Linked DNA regions of Homo sapiens: region 1 is linked to region 2. The links are chromatin contacts, found by Hi-C in ENCODE. All regions are on one chromosome and are shown on one strand. Each heading gives the region's core, a stretch centred on a gene start or an enhancer-like site at or near the end of the contact. The rest is flanking DNA. Distances are from core to core; before and after follow the strand shown.

Region 1 (7,101 bases), core at 4,303-6,802, 220 kb before region 2:
TGTAGTCCCAGGCTGGGAGGCTGAGGCAGGAGAATCGCTTGACCCCAGGAGGTGGAGGTTGCAGTAAGCATAGATCGCCCCACTGCACTCCAGCCTGGGCAACAGACTGAAACTCCGTCTCAAAAAAAAAAAAAAAAAAAAAAAAGAGTTTTGCCGAAAGTCTGGTTATTTTCAGTCTACTTCACTGCTTTAAGTAGATTGGCCAGGTGATCATAGATAAGATCAGAGCAGTGAAGGTGGTGTGGCTAGGGACCAGGAGAACAGGGAGAAAGAGATTTTAAAGCAGGAGGAAAGCAAACTGATCAGTAGATTAGGAGCTGGCGTGATTGGAACTGGGCCTGTCAGAAAAGCCTCTCCTGAGCCTTCAGCCAGCTCCCTGTGGCCACACTTCCCTAGAGCCTGTCAGGCTCGGAACAGTGGAGCCATGCACAGCCAGCTGCCCGGGAGCTCCCTGCCGCCTGCTCCCGCCCTGAGTCCCCAGCTCCTCCTGCTTTCCCCTCCCCACACTTTGGCTGTGAGAGCCACTCCACAGTTTTGCCTGTTTGGGACAGAGGCAGTGGCTGCAGAGGGAGCAGGAGGGAAGTGACCTTACATCAATTTCAGGCCAAGGGGAGGGGAAGAGGAAGTGGTCATTTAAAAACCTATCTAGACTGTTTCACAGTGTTCTTAAGGACCCAACCCTGAGCCACCCCAGTGCATTTCTGAATATCACCTTTCAAGCTCCCCTGGAGCTTCACAGTGTAAATTTCAGCCTGAAAATCAGAAGAGATTTCTGGATCAGGAACCCCCTAGAGTTTTTATTTTGTTCCTTTCTAAATGGATTTCTCCTTTTCTTGCCTCTAAGCATTTTATTCTTATAACATGTATACACTGCCTTTTCCGATTTTCATTTGCCTCTGGCTGCCAAGCTCATTTCTCCAGCAAACCCTGAGAGATTCTAGGAATCTTCCTTAGAAAACATGAATACAGGGACTGAAAGCAAATGCTGGGCCTTATTCCACAAGCCCCCTTTGACTTGCCTCATCCTAGCCTAGGCACAGCCGAACAGTGCCAGAGCCAGGGAGAGCCTTGCAGATCACCCACGTGGGTAGGCGGGCCTAGTCATATTCCCAGGGGCCCACAGAGATACTACCCACCAAGCACGATACATTTCCTAAGAACTCCATTTCTCTGAACAGTAAGTAATTTTATTTATTTATTCATTTATTTTTTGAGACAGGGTCTCACTTTATCACCCAGGCTGGAGTACAGTGGAGTATAGTACGGCTCACTGCAACCTCTACCTCCTGGGCTCAAGCGATCCTCCCACCTCAGCGTCCCTAGTAGCTGGGACTACAAGCATGCCACCATGTCCAGCTAATTTTTGTATATTTTGTAGAGACTGGGTTTTACCATGTTGCCAAACTTGGTCTCAAACTTCTGGACTCAAATGATCCACCTGCCTCAGCCTTCCAAAGGGTTGGGATTACAGGTGTGAGCCACCGTGCCTGGCCAGTGAGTCATTTTAAACATTATCTTTTTATGAAGACAAATACAGTTATGTGCCAAGGAGAATGCAAAATTCAAATAAATTTTTGCAATAAACCCCAAGACTTCAAGGACTGGGAGTGGATTGATTCTGACAACACTGTGGGTTCCTTACATTTACTTCTTTGCTGTCAGAGGTACCTCAGTGGAAATTTTGGAGAATACTGAGTTAGTCCAACCTCCCATTTCACACATGAGGAAAACTGAGGCCTAGGCCATGGTCACAAAGCTACTAAGTTAGCTACTGCTGTAAGCCCTGGTCTCCTCACATGCAAAGCAGGGGGTAAAAATAGTCCTTACTTCATACAGCTACTGCGAAGATTAAAGGGGACAATTGTGTAAAGTACCTGACAGGTAGTAAATGCTTAATAATTATAATTATTCCTCATTATCAACAGTATTTTATTTGTTTTTTGTTTTTTTGAGACACAGTTTCACTCTGTCACCCAGGCTGGAGTGCAGTGGTTGGATCTCGCCTCACTGCAACCTCCACCTCCCAGGTTCAAGCGATTCTCTTGTCTCAGCTTCCACAGTAGTTGGGATTACAGGCACATGCCACCATACCCGGCTAATTTTTCTATTTTTAGTAGAAATGGGGTTTCACCATGTTGACCAGGCTGGTCTTGAACTCCTGACCTCAAGTGATCTGCTGGCCTTGGCCTCCCAAAGTGCTGGGATTAAGGCATGAGCCACTGCGCCAGCCATCATTAGTATTTTAAATCATAGATGACAGAGCTGAGACTCAAACTGCAAGTTTAGGGCTGGATTTTTTTTTTCTTTTTTTAGACCATTAGATGAGTAAACTTCTTGAGGTCAGGATCCAAATTATAGGCTTCCTTGTATTCCCAGAACCTAGAGACCAGCACAGAGTGGGGCCCCAATAAATGTCTTCTGAGTGAATGGTTGGATGGATACATGGATGAACAGGTGGATGGACGGATGGATGGATGGATGGATGGAGGGAGGGATGGATGGATGGAGAGACAGATGGATGAACAAATGGATGGATGGGTGAATGAATGAATGGATGGATGGACAGATGGATGGAAGGATGGACAAGAAGATCTCCAGCCCAGACTGGATCTCTAATTTCTCTGGGATGATGAGCAGAGCTAAGCCAGACACATTCCCTTACTCTTTCCTCAGCCTCACACTCAGGTCCTCTTCACTTGGGATCAATGCGGAAAAGAAGGGTTTCACCACAGGAGAGGAGAGAGAAGATGTAGCATCAGGATGCTGATGAGGGAGGAAAGAGAAGAAAAGATGCCAGAGGAAGCAGCAGACAAAGTTGGAAGCTGGAGGACAGGGGCCCTACTTCCTGCCTGTAACAGGCCCCACTTCATTCCTAGCAGCCATCAAATACCAACCCAGAAGTGTTGGGAAATAGAGTGCACAGAGAGAACATAAAGATACTGAAAAGGTTAGACATTTGTGAGAGTCCTGAGAAGCAGGTAAGCCCCTAAGTGTGCCAAGCCTCCTTCTAGAACCCCTAGCAGATAATTTATTGGTGATGAGCTCTGACTGCATTGTCTCTGCAGATGTGGGTGCTGCTGACCAGCTCGGGCCAGTCTAGATATGGTTATATAAATGAGGTCAGCCAGAATGAGAACCTCTGCAGAATGAGAATCTCTGCCTTAAGGATGTCCCAAGTATTGATGATGTTTACTGATTTTTCTGTCATTTCAACATCAGGCTTGTTCCTGTTTGCATGGTGGGTAACCCCAGCATCACCTTTGACTCAACTCAATCCCAAAGCCCTTCCTCATCCCTCAAGTCTTCTTTATCTGCAAATGTGCTATCTAAGACCAAGCCCAAGTAACTGGCAGCAGGCTGGGAGAATAATATAGTCAGAAGGTGAGAGGTTCTGGAAAAACACCAAACAAGGCAGGTCCTACTTGGCTTCATCTGTAGCTCTGCGTAGACAGCTCCTAAGACAAGTGACCTGACAGTCTTTGGGTGGAAAAGAGGGGTGACCATCTGCCCTGGACTGCCTGAGATAGTCCTGTTGCCTTAGTGTAGTTACGAATACTACCACATACCACTTACTATCCAAAGCATTCTGGTTTAGATGACACATTGTACAGCCATTCTGTTTATAAGGTGCTTTAAGATCTGGGAGAAATCCAAGTGTGACTGCAGTGACTGCTCTTCTTTTTCTGGATCTACCCTAAAGCCATTTCACAGCACAGGTTGGCATGTCCTCACAGGGAAATCTATCAACAGTCCCATGACTCCAGAGAGGACAAACCCAGACCAAAGAAGGTAATGTAGGAGTTTGCCCTTTTGTAAAATCCTGGGCAAAACTCCGAGGCTCATCTCTCCAAGATACTGAGAATTGAAAGGAGAGGGGGAAATCCCATGGGATCGCCATCTTTGGGCGGAAGCCCTTGGTCTCTGACACTGATGGTGGTTCTGCAGTTTAATGGACCTGTTTAACTATTGCTTAGTCAGTGCAGCCGTGACCAGAAATTCTTCTGGTTTCTCCTCCTTCATCTTGGTTGGGTCAGATGAAGATGGCCCAATCTGCAAGAAACACTGGTTGTGTGCTTCTAGACATTTTAATCTTGGAGGGCCTTGTTTATAGGATGGACCTGGCCAAAGGAAAGATGTTACTTATGGTAGAAAGCAAGAAAAACCTAGATAAACACTTTTTTTTTTGAGAAACACTCTTGCTCTGTCGCCCAGGCTGGAGTGCAGTGGTGCAATCTTGGCTCACTGCAACCTCTGCCTCCTGAGTTCAAGTGATCCTTCCACCTCAGCCTCTCGAGTAGCTTGGATTACAGGCACACACCACCACGCCTGGCTAATTTTTTTAATTTTTTTGTAGAAACAGGGTTTCACCAGGTCTCGAACTCCTGGGTTTAAGCAATCTGCCTGCCTCGGCCTCCCAAAGTGTTGGGATTACAGGCGTGAGCCACAGTGCCTGGCCAAATACTTCATTTTCTAGATCATAAGATGCTTAACTTTATTCCTGGCAAAAAGTTGATTCAGCAAACCAGGGCTTTAAGTGAAGCCGGTTGGGGCCTGAACCCTTGACACCTGCCCAGGGTGGAAGACATAGCAGCTGCATCTATGGGCCACCTGGGGTGTAGGGTGACCAGCTGGAGGCTGTGAGCTTCTCTGCTCCCTGAAATGCCTGCACGGGGCACTCAGGAAGGGCTGGGGACTGGGTGAGGAGGTGTGGACAGAATGTCCCCTGGAAACTGCCCCAGGGGCAGCTTGAGTGGCCTGAGCCTGTGTCTGTCCTACTGAAGGTTGGAGCCCCAGAGAAAAGCCTCTATGGAGGCACCCACTTTTCAGAACTGCTGCTTTTGCGGGAGAACACCTTTTTCCAGGTGTTGTCCTTAGGGTAGCAGGGAAGACTGGGAAAAACTGAGGGGCAAGAGCTGTTGGAGGGGGGAGTTACATTTATTGAGTGTCTATTACATGCCGGGTGCTGCTGAAGGTCTGCGGGTCCTACCGGATCTCCTTTTAGCCCCTCACATCCCTGTAGATTACACGCCGTTCACAGATGACCCTGAACCCAGAAGGGCTGTCTAGGCCCAGGGCCCAGCTAGTGAGTGGATGGGCAGAATCAGACCTGCCCTGGAAGGGTCTGTCTTACCCTGGCGCCCAAAATGTGTCCCTCACCCTCTGCCACCAGGACAAGTAAATTCGAGACACCCTTTCGTTAGGGGCTCAAGTTTATCATGGGTCTGACCTCTAAGGTCATATCTCCGCCTTCTCACCTGACAGACAGGAAACTCCTGAAATGCCCCTCGCACGTGCAAGACGTTTTCCGCGGTGGCGGCGACAGGGCGCACAGTGGGACCGCAGCACGAGCTCGGAGCACCCCCAGAGTCGGCGACTCCTGCCCCCGCCCCTGCCGGCCGGCCTTCCCGGGGCCTAGGAGGGCAGCACCGCCGGGCTTCGCGCCATGACATCAGCCCTGGAGTGGTGCAGTGTGCAAAGCCCACTGGTTGGCGTGGCCCGGGACACGCCTTCCGCGGAGCGGAACAAAACGGCGCGCAGGCCGGGCGCACCCAGCCGCCACTTCCGAGAGCGCCTGCCGCCCCTGCGCCGCCGAGCCAGCTGCCAGGTGAGTGCGCCCTGAGTCGCGCGGCTCTGCCCGCCGCGGAGGGGCGCCTGGGCACGCACTCAGCGCCTCCCGGTCTTGCCAGCCCCGCCGCAGCCCCGGGGCTGTCGCAGGCGGGGAACTGTGAGAAGTGACCGCAGTTAGCCCGGGCAGTGCTGCTCTTTTCTGGAGGCACTAGGTCCGTCCCCATCCCGGGCCTTCCTGGGCTTCCTGGACACAGTTGACTTCCGCGTGTGCGTGACCCAGGGCGACCCGGCTCCCCGCAACCGCCTGCAAGTCGGGCAGAACAATCGGCGATTCTGCGCGCCACTGACGCTCATTGTATGGCAGAGAGATGAGGGCATCCGTGCCACCCCCTCCCTCACCCTCCTGCTGGGGAGAAAATGCCCGCGGGCGGGGTGGGGCAAACATCTGGGCCTGACCTTGGACATCTGTGTCCCTGAGCGCAGGTGTGAGTTTTCCCTCTTGTGAAATAACTGCATGGAAACCTCTCCACTCCAAATCTTGGTGCTAGGTGGTGATGGTTACTGAAACCTGAAAGAGCCTGCAGTCAGTGTTTTGTGGCCTCAGTCCTTGAAAGCTGGGAAGTGATAAAGGGGCTGGTATTGAGCACATTTAAAGCAAATCACAATGTGTTAGCTAACAATCAGCCCTCTGAGGCAGGTATTGTATCTACTGGTACAGACTAGAGAATATTTTGCATGCTTCTGGTTCTGGTGCTGTTGTGAACTAACCAGGACCCAGGAATCGGCTGGAGCAATAGTGGGCTCAGGCTCTGCCTAGAGCCCTGGGCTCCAGCCACCCACCAGCTGCTCCCTGAGAGTGAATGAATGGGCAGGCTCTCCCCACGCTGGGATACTATCACAGTGGCACCGAGGAAATCCACTGGGCCCTGGTAGAAAGTATATCAGTATATCATGAAGAGGTGGCTTGGAGTCTTGGTGGGATTGTTTGGAAGGCAGAGTTTTGACTCTTGGATTTGCCACTTAACGCGCAGGTTTCCTTGGACAAACTATTTAACTTCTCAATGTCTCAGTTTCTTTCAGGGATGCTACTTGGGGAGCATATTACACAGAACCTCCAACACAGGAGTGATCTCTCAGTTACTGTCTTTCTTGTCCTCCCCTCATCCCTTGCCTTCCTCCCAGAAGCTAAGGAGGCTGGAGGTGCTGGTTGTCTCCCTCTGTCCTCTCAGACTGCATGTTGGGGATTTTCCCCAGGTGGGATTTGGGGATGGGTACTGAGCCTCCCCTCAACTGCTCTCACTCAACTGCTGCCTCCTGACTCTCCAGCTGGTTTCTGGCTACCTCTTTTGAGAGAGACTGTCCTCAGCCCTCAGCTGCTGGAGGGCAGCTTTTACCCATTGTTTCCTAAATCCAGCCTCCTCCTGCTCACGGTCTTCCAGTGAATGACTCTTTGCCTTGGAGAGGATATCCGGGGCGGAGGCAGTCAGACGAGGAAGGAAGTTTATCCTGCAGAGGGTGTAGTGTGGGTTAGAG
Region 2 (7,099 bases), core at 529-3,028:
GGTAGAAGGAAGTGTGAGGTGTGTGTGTGTGTGTGTGTGTGTGTGTGTGTGTGTGTGTGTGTGGTGGAAGGGCCAGGGTCGGTTTCTTTTGTCTCCTTCCACCTTATTACCCCCTGCCCCTCACTCTCTCCTAAGGCCTGTCTTAATACATAAGTCTTGGTTGACCTGTACTGTTTGGTAATGGGTAAAGTCTTATTAGCATTTTACTAAACTTAGCTAAATAAAATAAGTAAATAAATAAACAAGTGGAATCTTTGCTCACTTGTGTGTAATTCTTACCAGGCATCCTTTGTATCAAAGTGTTTACTTGGTCTATAAGCTCTCCCCTGTCAGGTACTGCCCCTTCCTCCTTGAGTTTCCTGGGTGCTGCCCCTTTCTCCCAGGTTCCCCCAGTCATGGGATCTGGCCTCTCAGAGGCTGGAGGAGGGGGTGCCAGGCCCGGGATCCAGCTTGGAAAAGTGCCCGTGAGGGTTCAGCTGGAGGTCTCCCTGGGGCCCGGGGGGATTTCCAACCTGCCATTCCGTACTCTCCCCATGAGACACTTGTTTCTACCTAAGCTGGGTGGGGTAAGAAGAATCCAGTGGGAAAGAGGATTTCTGCATTGGCTATTCGGGAAAGAAAGCATCCCTGACCCCCTTCCCTGTCGTCAAGGGACCCACTGGCCCTGGGGCGGCCTTCCAACTAGGCTAGCCTCTTTCAGGAGGCTCTCGATAAAGTGCCCTGGAGTTCCAGGCCCTCGTCCCTGCTCCCTGTGCCACTTTCCCGTCCCGCAGCGCCTCTCCTGAGCTGCACTCCTGTCTCAGCGACTCCCTCACCCCGCTCGCGGATACTCATGCGCGGCCCCACAGGGACTGGGGTTCCCCTTGGCCTGGACGCTGGGCATCGGCCTCCAGCTGAAGGCCAGGAGATCAAGCCCAGGAAGGGTGAAGGGTGGCCCACAACCGTTTGCGAGCGCGGGGACCATGGGCCCCAGGACAGCCGGGGCCAGACAGGATGCAGGGCAGATCCCTAGAGCAGCATCCGAAAGAGAAAGCCGTCCAGACCCAGGGCTCAGGGACAGGAGAACCGCTCGCGGGGGATCCTCAACCTCCTGGCACGCTGGGACATGCTCCTGGCTGTGTCCCGGTGAATCACCCATCCTTGCCCACTAGCGCGCCATCGAGCTCGCGGGGCCGTCGAGCCAGCCTCGGGTCGCGTTTACACCAGCTCAGAACCGGCTGGGAGCTCGGCTGCTCGCACTAGGTGCGTAGACCCTGCCTGGGGCCGGCAGCCCCTCGCCTCCCCTCATCCCCGGGGATGCGTGCGTCTCTTGGTCCCCGCCACTGGGCCAGGGTGCTCTGGAAAGGGGCGCACGGACCACGCGGGGGCCGAGCCTTTACCTCGATTGGAGTGGCTCAGGGTGGACGACTGGGAAGACTTGGACTTCTGCCGCTTGACGGTCATCATCACCTGCTCCTGCACGCGCTGCCTGCCAGACGTGCCTGTTTTCATCTTTTGGTCCGACGGCAAAGCCAACGTGGAGTTGTCCTGGTCCTGGAAGCATTCGTACGCCAAGGCGGTCTTGAGCGGCGAGTGGTTCATGGTGGCGGGAGGCGGGTGGCGCGCGGCCGGGGCCTAGGAGAGCAGAGAGGCGAGGCGAGGTGCGGTGCAGCGGGCGGGCAGGAGCGTGCTCTTCTCGCTCTCAGCGGCTCCCTACGGCCATAGAGTGCGTGGTCCGCGTGAGGGCTCCCTGCAGCTGCTCCTGGCGCTTCCACCCTGGTTCGTCCCTCTCTGGCACTGGCGAGGCCCGCCCTCCGTCAGACAGGATATACCACCCCTGCCCTGCACCACCCACTCCACCGGGCCGCGCGCTGCTGCTGCTCAGACGCGGAGCTGCAGGGCACTGCTGCTGCGGAGCCAGCGCTCTTGGGGGCAGGGCTGCGAGTCCCCTGTGTGGGACGCTGGGCGCCTTCCTGCTCGCTCTTTTTTTTCTCTCCCTTCCCTCTCCCCATGAGCAAGAAACGTCGCAAGCCTTGAGGCCCCAGGGAGACGCCCCTCTGTCCTGTTCTGCCGGCTCACTGAGAAAGCATGTGCTCAGCTCAGGAACCGAGGGAGACCTCTCTCTAGGAAAGAAAGGAGTCTTTCTTGACCAGGCTGCCCAGGAGAGCCAGGCGTCCATCTCCCTCTGTACTGAGGTCATAGCAGAGACCAACCCCGGCGGTGGAGGCTCCCGGGCTGATGGCAGAACCATAGCTCTTGCTCCAAAGGAGTGCTCCATCTTATGGGGGTAACCCAGTCTACTCTAAAGGAGCTTCCTCTGAAGAAAGTGGGGTAGGGGCAGTAAGGCCACATCAAGGAGCAGACTTGGGATATCAGACCACACAGTGGGTATGCCTTGGTAAAACCGGTGGTTATTTGTTGTTCATGAGTATACCCCGGTAAAACACCACGTGAACAGCGGATCCTCTCTGAAACTCCACTATAACCTCTAAAACAATGCCTGGCACACATAATATTAGGCGCTTAATAAAAAATATTTTAAATAGGTGAATACGTGAATGCTAGTTAATTTAAGGTAAATTAAATCTAACTCGGATCCTAACCAGATCCTCACTGAAAAATTGAAAAGCTGCTTTACCCTGAAATTTCACTCTGGACTTATTATTCTGGGACCACTGTGTGCATTCCCCTATATACACTCACCCCTGGGGACACATGTGCAGTGAAGCTTTATTCATGTAGCATCCTCTCCAGGCGTGGAGGGAGCCCACATCAGTGAATTTGGTGTGTAACAGGAGCTGAGTGTTTTTTTTTTTTTTTAAGTATTTACTTTGATGGAAATCTTTCTAAAAGGTATCGCATTCTGTTTGCCTCCTAAAGCAAACAACACTGAACATATTTGCTGTACTTCTTGATGCCCTGGGTTTCTCATTCTGGACATCCATTACTGAACTGTGTAGTCGTGCTGTCCGGTCAGTTTCTTAGTTTTGGGGCCTCCACCAGTGTGTGACACTATCACAGCCGTCACTCTTGCTGTCATTTGAGGCTGCCGCTCACAGCTCACATATTTTACTTTTAGTTTGCTCTTCTAATCTACAGAGGAAAGGACAATCAGAAATCTATTCTTTTTGGGAATTTTATGTCGAGGAAGGATCAAGAAGACTGAATGACTGTCTCAGGGACCATGTACATGAAGGTCACTCACGCAACTCCTGAGATGTGGGTGTTACATGCGGGGAGCCCCAGCTTTCCCAAGGAAGGTATTCCTAGTAGCAATTTGCAGAGCAGATTATTGTAAAGCAGATTATAGTTTCCAATAGAAACAGTTTTATTATTGAGGGCGCTGTTCCTAAGAACTTAACCTCAAGTAAACCAGAGATGTGATAAAAAATATGTCATAGATGTGTACAAAATACCTGTAAACCTCTATTATCACTTCATATTGTAAGATTCTGCCTCTAGCCATAGACCGCCAGGACTGGACAGAGCCTTGGACTTCATCCAGCCAAGCACTGCATTTCACTGATTAGGAGAGGAGGTAGCTTGCTTGCAATGCCCCAGTTAATATGTGGCAAAGCCTGCATCCTAACCAGGCCTTGTGACTCCTGGCACAGTGCTCATTCCACCACATCATCCAGCTTCCCTTATAAAAGTCCTATAAAATGGACATTAAAGTACAGTGCACACCGATTATATAAGGGCCCCAATGTACTGTAAAGTATACACAGCAGCATATAAAAATACAATTCTATTGTATCACACATTTGGCCTATCTAAAACCTAATATGCTAGCCATAATAAATGTTAATTACATCTTTAAATAACGATAATTTTCCTATTCTAGGATATAGAAGGGCCCTGAAGGAGGGGATTAGAGTAGCTCATCTTCCTATAAAAGGCAAGTCCGTGGAAGCAGAACTGATTATCTTTAAAATTGTTTCCAGGTATGAAGTTCAGTTTTTCTAGCTACTTCTCTACTATGTTAATATTGACATTATTTTGACATATTGATAGCAATAGCATTTACTATGCTCCTCCAAACACCATGCCTACCAACCAGGCATTGTTCTGAGCCCTGTACACGAACCACATCATTTAAATCCTTACAATGACCCTATGAGGTGGGCACCATCACCCTTCTTTTTCAGATGAGGTAACTGAAGTTCCATGAGGCCACCCAGCTGGCAACAGGCAGACAAGGCAACTGCAATCCAGAGCTGGACACTCAGTGGCAGTGCCAGGCTGCCGCCTCGAGATTTCTCTGTGACAAGCAGATCCTTCTCTGGATAGGTATTTTAACAGCATCCATTCCCATCACAGGGCACGAAAGTCAGGCCAGCTGGGTTCCTGATCTAGTTGTGTCACTAACTAGCTTCATGTTAGACAAGTGCCTTCCTCCGTCCCTTGCACCAATCTACAAAGAGAGCGGGTAAACTTCGTGGCTCCTAAACTCCACTCTAGCCCCAACATTCTATAATTCTGTCGATTGTGGGGATTTGTAGGGCAGGACATCTTGAATCAGGCCCTTCTGACAGAGGAGGAGAGGAAAGAGAAGTCAGGTTACACATTCTGGGCCACGGTGAGGGAGATATACTCAGGCTGGGAGGATTGGTTTGGGGCTCAGGTATATGGTTTTGAGCCAGCAGGCCAATGCTATTTCCATAATCTCTCTCTCTCTTCTGCCTGCCTGAGCCCCACCCTATGTGGGGCCTGTCTCAGAAATCAACCAGCAAGGAGGCTAACACTCCTAAAGTGAAGAAAAGATGTCAAGGAGGCACAGTCACATGATCCTGGCTCTGAAATGGCATGCTTTCAGGTGACTGTCAGAACATATATTTAGATGTTAAAATTCTAATGGATATGGGTTAATTTTGGCTTGGAAGGTGTTGGGGGTGATCAGGGGGAAGCATCCTGAAAGAAGTTAATTTTGACTTGATTCTGAAATAAGATGAGTATATTTTCATCCTCAAAGGAATGAGTATGAACGGGCTTCTAATTCTCTTTGCTGCCTCCTTAGAGCATTAAGTGTGACCCAGATTTCCCTTTCAACATTCTGGCTCCCAGACTTCACATCCTGTCATCTCTATGTTCATTAAAAAGTGAAATATGAGTTCATTTACTCAACAAGTATTGACTGAGCATCTGCTATGTGACAGACCTTGTCCCAGGTACTAAGGATACAATGGTGAGGAAGACAAAGTTCCTGCTCTTACAGAATTTACACTCTGTCACTCTCACTCTGTGCAGTGGTGTGTCTTGACTCACTGTAACCTCTGCCTCCCGGGTTCAAGCAATTCTCCTGCCTCAGCCTCCTGAGTAGCTGGGATTACAGGTGCGCACCACCATGCCAGGCTGATTTTTGTATTTTCAGTAGAGACAGGCTTTCACCATGTTGGTCAGGCTGTTCTCAAACTCTTGAACTCAAGTGATCCACCCACCTCGGCCTCCCAGAGTGATGGAATTACAGGCATGAGCCACTGTGCCTGGCCTAGAGCTTATTTTCTACAGGAGAGAAGGAGAAGGCTGGGCCAGGAGTGGGTGGGGGCTATCCCAAGGAAGGCTGAGAGGAGGTCTCTGGGGCTCCTGCTGCTTCTAAGAGTGTCTGGGCTGAATCTTCTCCCTTCTCAGTTTCCAGCCCCCCAGGTGAGGGGACCACCTCTAGCTGAGCCCCTCACTGACGCAAACACCGCAGGAGCGTGGAAGAGGTAGGTTTTCTTCCTGGATCCCTGGGCTTGCTGGGTGGCCCCATCTTATTCAGCCCAGTCCGTCTGCAACTGAACTTCCTGGACAGCGGCCACGGGGCCAGCTCCCTATTGTGAAAGCTTTTCTGGATGACATCCTTTGGCCAGTTAGCAGACTCCTCAATGGCTGCTCAACTCAGGAATCTTATAACCTTCCCTGATGAACTCGCACTGCCCCCTCCCTAGTCTCTAAATCGCCTCTGTCTTTTCTCCTGCATTATTTTGTTTTCATCCTAGCACTCACCCCATGCAGCCACCTGCCCCTTACCTTTGCATATTTGCTGTTCCCTCTGTGTGGAGCACTGTCAGTCAGTCACTTAAATACGTACCGAGTGCCTAAAGGGGCTGGTATCACCATGTCAACCCTGGGGATACAACGATGAAAAAGACCAGATCTTGCTCTCATGGGGCATATGTTCTAAAGACATAGACAAAGAGTCGATCTGTAAATGATTGCAAATTATATTAAATGCTATGAAGGAAACAATGAGCGGCTTAGAGGCTGCAGAGAGGGACAGCTTTAGCCATGGTGACCAGACTGTGACAGGCTGAGACTTGAAGCATGAGAGGCAGCTGCCCATCTCAGGAGTGAGGGAAAGGGCTCTGGGCAGAGGAAATGGTGAGTGTACAAGCCATGAACCTGGCATGTCTTCAGAACAGACAGACCAGGGAGACCAGGCAGGTGGGCACAAGATGGGCAGGCAGGCAGTACTGTCCTGTAAAGCTTTCTTGAATTATGAAAATGTTCCATCTCTGTGCCCGCTATTTAAATCAGTTCAAATTGTGTAAAGGAAACATTCAGTTCCTTAAATATACCAGCCTCATTTTAAGGGCTTGATAGCTACATGCTGCTAGTGGCCATTAAATTGGCCAGTGCAGGATCATGCTGGAGCTTGGAAACTTCCGTCTGGGAAGACAGAAAATACTCCTGAATTTTTTTTTGTTTGTTTGTTTTTTTGTTTTTTTGAGACGGAGTCTCGCTCTGTCACCCAGGCTAGAGTGCAGTGGTGCAATCTCGGCTCACTGCAAGCTCCGCCTCCCAGGTTCACGCCATTCTCCTGCCTCAGCCTCCCGAGTAGCTGGGACTACAGGTGCCCGCCACCACGCCCAGCTAATTTTTTGTATTTTTCGTAGAGACGGGGTTTCACTGTGTTAGCCAGGATGGTCTCGATCTCCTGACCTCGTGATCCGCCCGCCTTGGCCTCCCAAAGTGCTGGGATTACAGGCGTGAGCCACTGTGCCTGGCCTCTTGAATTTTGTTCTAAGAGTAATGACAGAGCACTGATAAGTCTTAAACAAGGGGGTGACAAGCCCCTCCCACCTCCTGCCTTCTTGCCACTTGTCAATCCTATCTATCTTGGTGAAGGAATCTCCAAACC

What was found. Hi-C counts contacts between places; a loop is a spot of excess contacts on that map.
Region 1: a loop to region 2 is called in a map of mammary epithelial cell, with 2.1 times the contacts of the local background. The contact joins the promoter of CSRP1 here to the promoter of PKP1 in region 2. A Hi-C loop is called at or near these places in 1 of 168 maps with a recorded cell type or tissue (mammary epithelial cell).

The regions. Positions count from the first base shown.
Region 1 is chr1:201,505,574-201,512,674 of GRCh38, reverse strand. It overlaps CSRP1 (cysteine and glycine rich protein 1), which reads left to right and starts at 5,552. Exons shown (of 6, transcript NM_004078.3): 1 at 5,552-5,605. It overlaps CSRP1-AS1 (CSRP1 antisense RNA 1), which reads right to left and starts at 5,462. Exons shown (of 2, transcript NR_160747.1): 1 at 5,256-5,462. It overlaps LOC124904484 (a long non-coding RNA gene), which reads left to right. Exons shown (of 2, transcript XR_007066793.1): 2 at 2,674-2,951. RefSeq lists an enhancer at 250-459 and silencers at 610-689, 5,221-5,850.
Region 2 is chr1:201,278,185-201,285,283 of GRCh38, reverse strand. It overlaps PKP1 (plakophilin 1), which reads right to left and starts at 1,778. Exons shown (of 14, transcript NM_001005337.3): 1 at 1,380-1,778. The coding sequence starts at 1,581. RefSeq lists an enhancer at 1,408-1,937.